Regions from separate parts of the Homo sapiens genome. Here region 2 is linked to region 1. A link is a contact called in ENCODE Hi-C or POLR2A ChIA-PET data. All regions are on one chromosome and are shown on one strand. Each heading gives the region's core, a stretch centred on a gene start or an enhancer-like site at or near the end of the contact. The rest is flanking DNA. Distances are from core to core; before and after follow the strand shown.

Evidence for each region. A loop is a pair of places that touch in the nucleus more often than their neighbours do. ChIA-PET counts read pairs that join two places held with the same protein, here RNA polymerase II (POLR2A). Pooled maps may share reads with other maps.
Region 2: a loop to region 1 is called in a map of IMR-90, with 3 times the contacts of the local background. The contact joins two enhancer-like sites. A Hi-C loop is called at or near these places in 7 of 168 maps with a recorded cell type or tissue (IMR-90, PC-3, cardiac septum and 4 more) and 3 of 50 pooled maps. POLR2A ChIA-PET finds 5 or more read pairs at or near these places in 3 of 52 experiments (AG04450, MCF 10A and RWPE1).

Annotation. Positions count from the first base shown.
Region 1 is chr2:150,281,400-150,284,259 of GRCh38, reverse strand. All of the region lies in intron 2 of LINC01818 (long intergenic non-protein coding RNA 1818), which reads right to left. Among named protein-coding and RNA genes, the nearest start is that of LINC01817, 26 kb to the right of the region's middle. Within about 2 kb of position 1,424, at least 4 of the 41 ENCODE cell types and tissues checked have a DNase peak (open chromatin) inside an H3K27ac peak, as active enhancers do.
Region 2 is chr2:150,465,391-150,468,250 of GRCh38, reverse strand. RND3 (Rho family GTPase 3) reads left to right here. Exons shown (of 6, transcript NM_005168.5): 6 at 1-56. Among named protein-coding and RNA genes, the nearest start is that of RND3, 21 kb to the left of the region's middle. Within about 2 kb of position 1,355, at least 3 of the 41 ENCODE cell types and tissues checked have a DNase peak (open chromatin) inside an H3K27ac peak, as active enhancers do.

The DNA.
Region 1 (2,860 bases), core at 175-2,674:
CTCAAAGCCAAAAATGTTTACTATCTGGCTCTTTACAAAAAAGTCTGCAGATACCTACTCTAGATCTTTTTCCTCCCCTTTTGTGTAAAAAAAAAAAAATTGTAAACTGACAAGTTCTAACTAAACTATATCTAGGGAATGGAAAATACTATTTCAATCCAAATATTTATAGTCACAAAATCAAAGATTTTGGAGTGTGCACACTTGCGTGTGTGTGCATGTGTGTAAATGTGTATATGTGAGTGTCACTATGGAAACAAATCAACTAGATAGCGAACTAAATGAAGGTTCTTCTCTTCCATTCATCTGTTTGCTGGCAGTGGTGGTGATGTTCGTAGAAAATTAGGCCTACTAGACCAAAAAAAAAAATCTTCATGGGCAGTAAAAGAATTAGCAAAATGGTTGCTGATTTTAATCAGAGATTAAGTAGAAATATAGCACATTATAGTGTATATAATTAAATCTGTGCCAAACTAGGTGCTACATTGAACTATTATTAAATTATATATATATATGTGTATTTCTATAAATCAGTGCCTGTTGAAGAATATCAAAATGATCACCTTTTTGATACCCTTGCAATAGAGAATTCACTCCTCTGTCTTCTCAAAGCTATAAGTTACTGTTTCATCATATGCACAAAAATCCCTTATATGCATTTTTGAATAGAGGCCTTTAGACACATTTTATCTTTTACATTTTAAATTGTTTTAATAGAAACTTGCTGTTCTTCATGGTGTAAACAAATATATACTTTACAAAACTCTTCTTTCATTAATAGTTAAGTTCCTTTTTGAGAATCAGCACAAAATAATTAAGTTTCAAACATCTTGTTTCAAGTTACTCCAGAATAGAGCACAGCTTATAAATATATAAATGACAGTGGGGTGTGGGAATGGAAGGGCAATGGCTTCAGCGTTTAGACCATTAAAACTGTCTTTTTGAATTACATCAGCTACTCAGAAGGCCACCCTAGATGAAACAGTCATGCCCTTTGGCCTGGGACAGCAAGCAGAGTATTATCCCAGCTGGTCAGGGCAATGGGCTAAAAGAATCTTGCAAAAGCTGATCCAAAATAACAAGGATCTGGCATTTTGCACAAGCTAGGCCTTGTACATAGTCGCTGCACAAAATCATTAGATGTTGCAATACTATTTCAAAGTCAACTTTAAAAGAGAGAGATTTTTTTCTTCATACAAACATTTCAAATATTGGCTTCATGGTGAAATAGGGAATTAGGCATTCCAAGTCAGTCAGACATGATGCTTTGGAGATTTGCATTAGTGATTAAACCACTATATCCCCAGAAGAAGCAGCTGCTAAATAACATTCCAGTGCTTCCAGAACATTCCTGAAACATAGAGAACTTGAAAGGGCCCTGGGCCACATAAGTCCCTGGCAGTCCAAAGAAGGCAGGCAGGCAGGCAAGCAGGCAAGAAAGAACCCAATCCTCAATGCTTACTGGATTTTGGCAATAATTGTAGGTCAAACATATTTTGAAAGTTTGGACCATTGAAGCCATTCCTTAACATTACACATACAAGACCACAATTCAATGGCCTATTGGCATATTGCCTCATTTGAAGACTCTAGAAGTTTCCGTGTGCATTTCCCCCACATAAGAACCTCCTGCATGAACTCAAAGGGCAGATTTCATTTCAATTCTATTTCACACACTCAGCTCACAACTCCCACATGCAGGTGTCAGGAAGAACTAAAGGAAAAGACAGCATGAAGCATTTTACGAGACTCCTGTGGACATGCTCCAGCTAGAACATACCCCAGACCATTGGAAACACATGCTGGACAGCTGCTCTGGGCTCACACACTCATTGTAGGTGTTAACACACATTGCATGATCTCAGCATGGAAGCGCAGCAGTTGTAAACACGTGGAAACATAGAAGCTGAGACAATTCCAAACATACACCCCAGTGCGCACAAAGTAGGGTCTAGTGCACAGCAAAACTCTTCAACAACTTCCCAAAGCTATAGTGTTCTTCTTAGATAACAATAGCTCCTCACCTCTCTTGGAAAAACCTAACTTGCTGTAGTTGTGGGCTACAGCTTCCATTTGCTTTACCCTACTGGGAAGCAACTCAACATGTGGTAAATTCCATTTGCGTACCTCCTTGACTGGTTTGGGATTGCAGATGTGTGGGCGTGGAGTGGATCAGGAAGAGGAATGAAGTTTCCTTTTCCTGCAGAGCAAAAAGAATGCTGTTTAGGTTGTGAACAGGAGGAAAGGAACAGCCTGCACATTACAGGACATGTTCTTTTTCTTGCATCTTTCCTGCCTTTGCCCCATCTTACCTTCTAAATTCTCTACTGGCAAGTTGCCCTGGAAATAGGCACCAATGTGTGCTGGTGCAAAAGTCGGTATTACTGAAAGGAGGGGCAGGAGACAAGAGAAGAGCACTGAGCTCTTCAAACATTTTTACTTTTTCACTGTGATACATTTATTAGTGCTTTTCAAGAAGGGATTGATTCTTCTTATATAAAGTGTCTCTGTGGATGTGGGGGTGGGGAAGATCAGTAAGGCATTGGTAGCTCAGCGTCAACAGCATGGCTGCTTAGTCTGATTCTAATAATGTATACTAATTGTTATCCCCTCCATCACCATTATGTCTGTTCCTCCAAATCCATGCAACAGGTGTTAGAACTGTATTCTTTCCTTGGGTCCATTTCTAAGTCTCTGATCTAATCATCTGCTTCACAACTTCCAATCTCTAAGCTCTGGCAAAAAACATTCCTTGCTCTTGCCTGGCCCTGGCCCCTCAGGCTCTAGCAGCCTTAGCCATTGCCCACCAGCCAAAATCCTACTTTTGCAATGCAAGAAGGTTAAGCAGGCAGGAGGGCTA
Region 2 (2,860 bases), core at 106-2,605, 180 kb before region 1:
ATTAAAACATACTTTTTTTTTCTTCAAATAAAAAAGTAACCATGTCTTTGTCTAAATGTGATCTGTCTTTTATTATCTACTTCCTGATTTAGCTGTTTAGCTTTGTTCTTTAACATAGGTGATTACAGAATCTGGCCTAACGTTTTCTGAACTAGAAGGCTTTGGAATTTTTTGATTCTTCATAGTAGTAACAGATAAACCTGCATATATAAAAGTTTTCATGATGCTTTCAAATCACAAGAAAAAAATGGGGCATAATTAGATTAAGTGATTTGATCATATACAAAAAAGAGCTATGATACTGCCTAAGATTAACTTGTAGAAAAGATGGAAATCCTTCAAGTCTTTAAGAATGAAGCAATATGATGCAGTCTCAAGTCACAGGTTTAATACTAATATAAGCCTAGTTTGCCTCTCTGCCCTGTGGGGTCCTAAGCCTTGGTCCTTAACCCATGCCACCTCGCAAGGCATGCCCTTGTTCACAGCAGTTGTGGGGATGACCCAGAACACAGCTTTTGCAGCAATTCGTGGAAGGATAAATAACACAGCACAACATAATACAAGTTACCCCACTGATCTGGGAGATGTACAGTAAGCATGGAACAGCTTAAAAGAGAGGACTATCTCCCCATAAATCCAGTTGATTCTCAGTCTTCAGCTAAAATACTTACATATAAGTTTTACATAAGTGTCCAAAGATACTCTGTGGGATTTTAAAACAGTGCTTCTTTTTACACAGCTAAGTCACTTCATATAAAAAAATGCATCCTTGTGGCTTCTTTTTTTCTGAGTGGCTTTGGGAATCTTGGAGGTATAGTTATTTGCTTGGAAATAATTCTCAGAAGCCCAAAGCAAAGGGGGAAGCAGAGAATCCAGCATGAGTGAACAAATTAAAGCACACTGACATTATGAAATGGCCTTATAAACAATTTTAAGCACAGAGATTTACTGAAAATGTCTGTAACTCATTCTCGTCATCAAATAGTAAAGGAAATAAAAGTACTTTCCAAATCCTTCGTGTTGAGTAACTTCGGAGCATAATGTCTAAGTCAGGCTTGCAAGAAACTCATTTCTCAACAATCACTGGCACAGAAAAATAAAAAAATAAATAAAAAGCTGAGGTTTTGCTGACCTTGGCAGTATTTTATATGCTGTACAGTAATGTTCCTCTCTGGTCAATTGTTCTTTCCTAGCAGCTTTAATTTGTTGAAGCAAAAGAAAAACGTTTGTCTTCAGCCTTGGGCATGGATGCCTTCGTTTTCTCTGACTTCTTGCCTTAGCAAACATTTCTTCTAAGCATTCTGTGAACATTCCTTTCTATTGATTAATGATCATGGTTAATGCCTTTTTAAATACTAAAAGGTGGTTTTCAAACTCTGAGTAAGACTTACACTGTGTCTCTCTCATTTTAATCTTTTACAGGAATAGTTTCTTAGAAGATTCTAGTCTTGCAGGGAGTCTGTCTTGAGTACAAACTTAGAAATAACTCAGGGAGTTATTTTTATTAGAAAGAATTTTTTTAAATGACCTCATCTTCTAACTCTCCTGAAACTCTTAAAGCTGCTTATCCTTTTTCTACTGGGTTATTTTGACACCAGCATTCTGTTTTAACCTCAAAGTTTTTATTTTTATCATTTTTCTATTCACCAAATATTTATTGAGTGCCTACTACATGCCTGTCACTTTTCTGAGTTTGGCTCATAATCATGAATTAAATACAGTCTCTCACATGGGGAATTTATAATGTAGTAGTGGGAGACAGTCACTACCAAACTATAGTACACCAGAACTGGTTGTCATTTCCATTGACATAAACTGAATCAAAGAAAGTGAGTAGGCACTAAATATTCCAATACATAGCCAGGCACATTAATGCAATAGCCGCATATGTTACACCACATACGGAAGATGATCAATTGCTAGTGAGAGGACGCTCCCTTCGTTCTTTATGTCTCCCAGAGGCAGTTGGTAACTTATTTACAACTTTAGGTTCCTCTCAGCTCTGGGAACATAGTTCTTGCCTCTTACCACTTGTTCATATACTTGGCTACATAAATTCCCTTTCTGTTTTCTCCTTTCCTGAACATAATCTCCATGAATATGACTCTTTCTACAAAACTACAGCATATAAATAAATAGACTCAAGCAACATAAAGTATTGTGGTGGGCTGCATAATGACTCCCCAAGCATGTCCACCTCCTAATCCCAGAAACTGTGAATGTTTCCTTGTATAGCAAAAAGGACTTTGCAGTTGTGATCAAATTAAAGATCTTGTGATGGAAAGATTATTCTGGATTATCCAGAGAGGGCCCATGTAGTCACAGACCTTTATAACAATTATGTAGGAGGAATCAGAGTCAGACAGTGGCAATGTGATGACAGAGATGACAGAGGGTCAGGCAGAAGGATGGAGAGAGATTTGAAGATGCTATGCTGCTGGATTTTTTTTTTTTTGGCAGAGTCTCACTCTCTGTCACTCAGGCTGGAGTGCAGTAATATGATCATAGCTCACTGCAGCCTTGAACTCCTGAGCTCAAGTGACCCTCCTGCCTCAGCCTTCTGAACAGCTGAGACTACAGGTCTATGTTACCATACCTGGCTAATTTTTAATTTTTTTTTTTTTTTTTTTTGGTGGAGATGGAGTCTTGCTATGTTATCCAGGCTAGTCTCAAACTCCTGGTCTCCACCTCTCAAAGTGCTGGGATTACAGGTATGAGCCACCATGCCTGGCTTATGCTGCTGTCTTTGAAGACAGAAAAAGGGGGCCATGAGCCAAAGGATACAGTTGGCCTCTGGAAGCTGGAACGGTCAAGGAAAGGAATTCTCCCCCAGGGCCTCCAGAAGAGTTGCAGCCCTGTG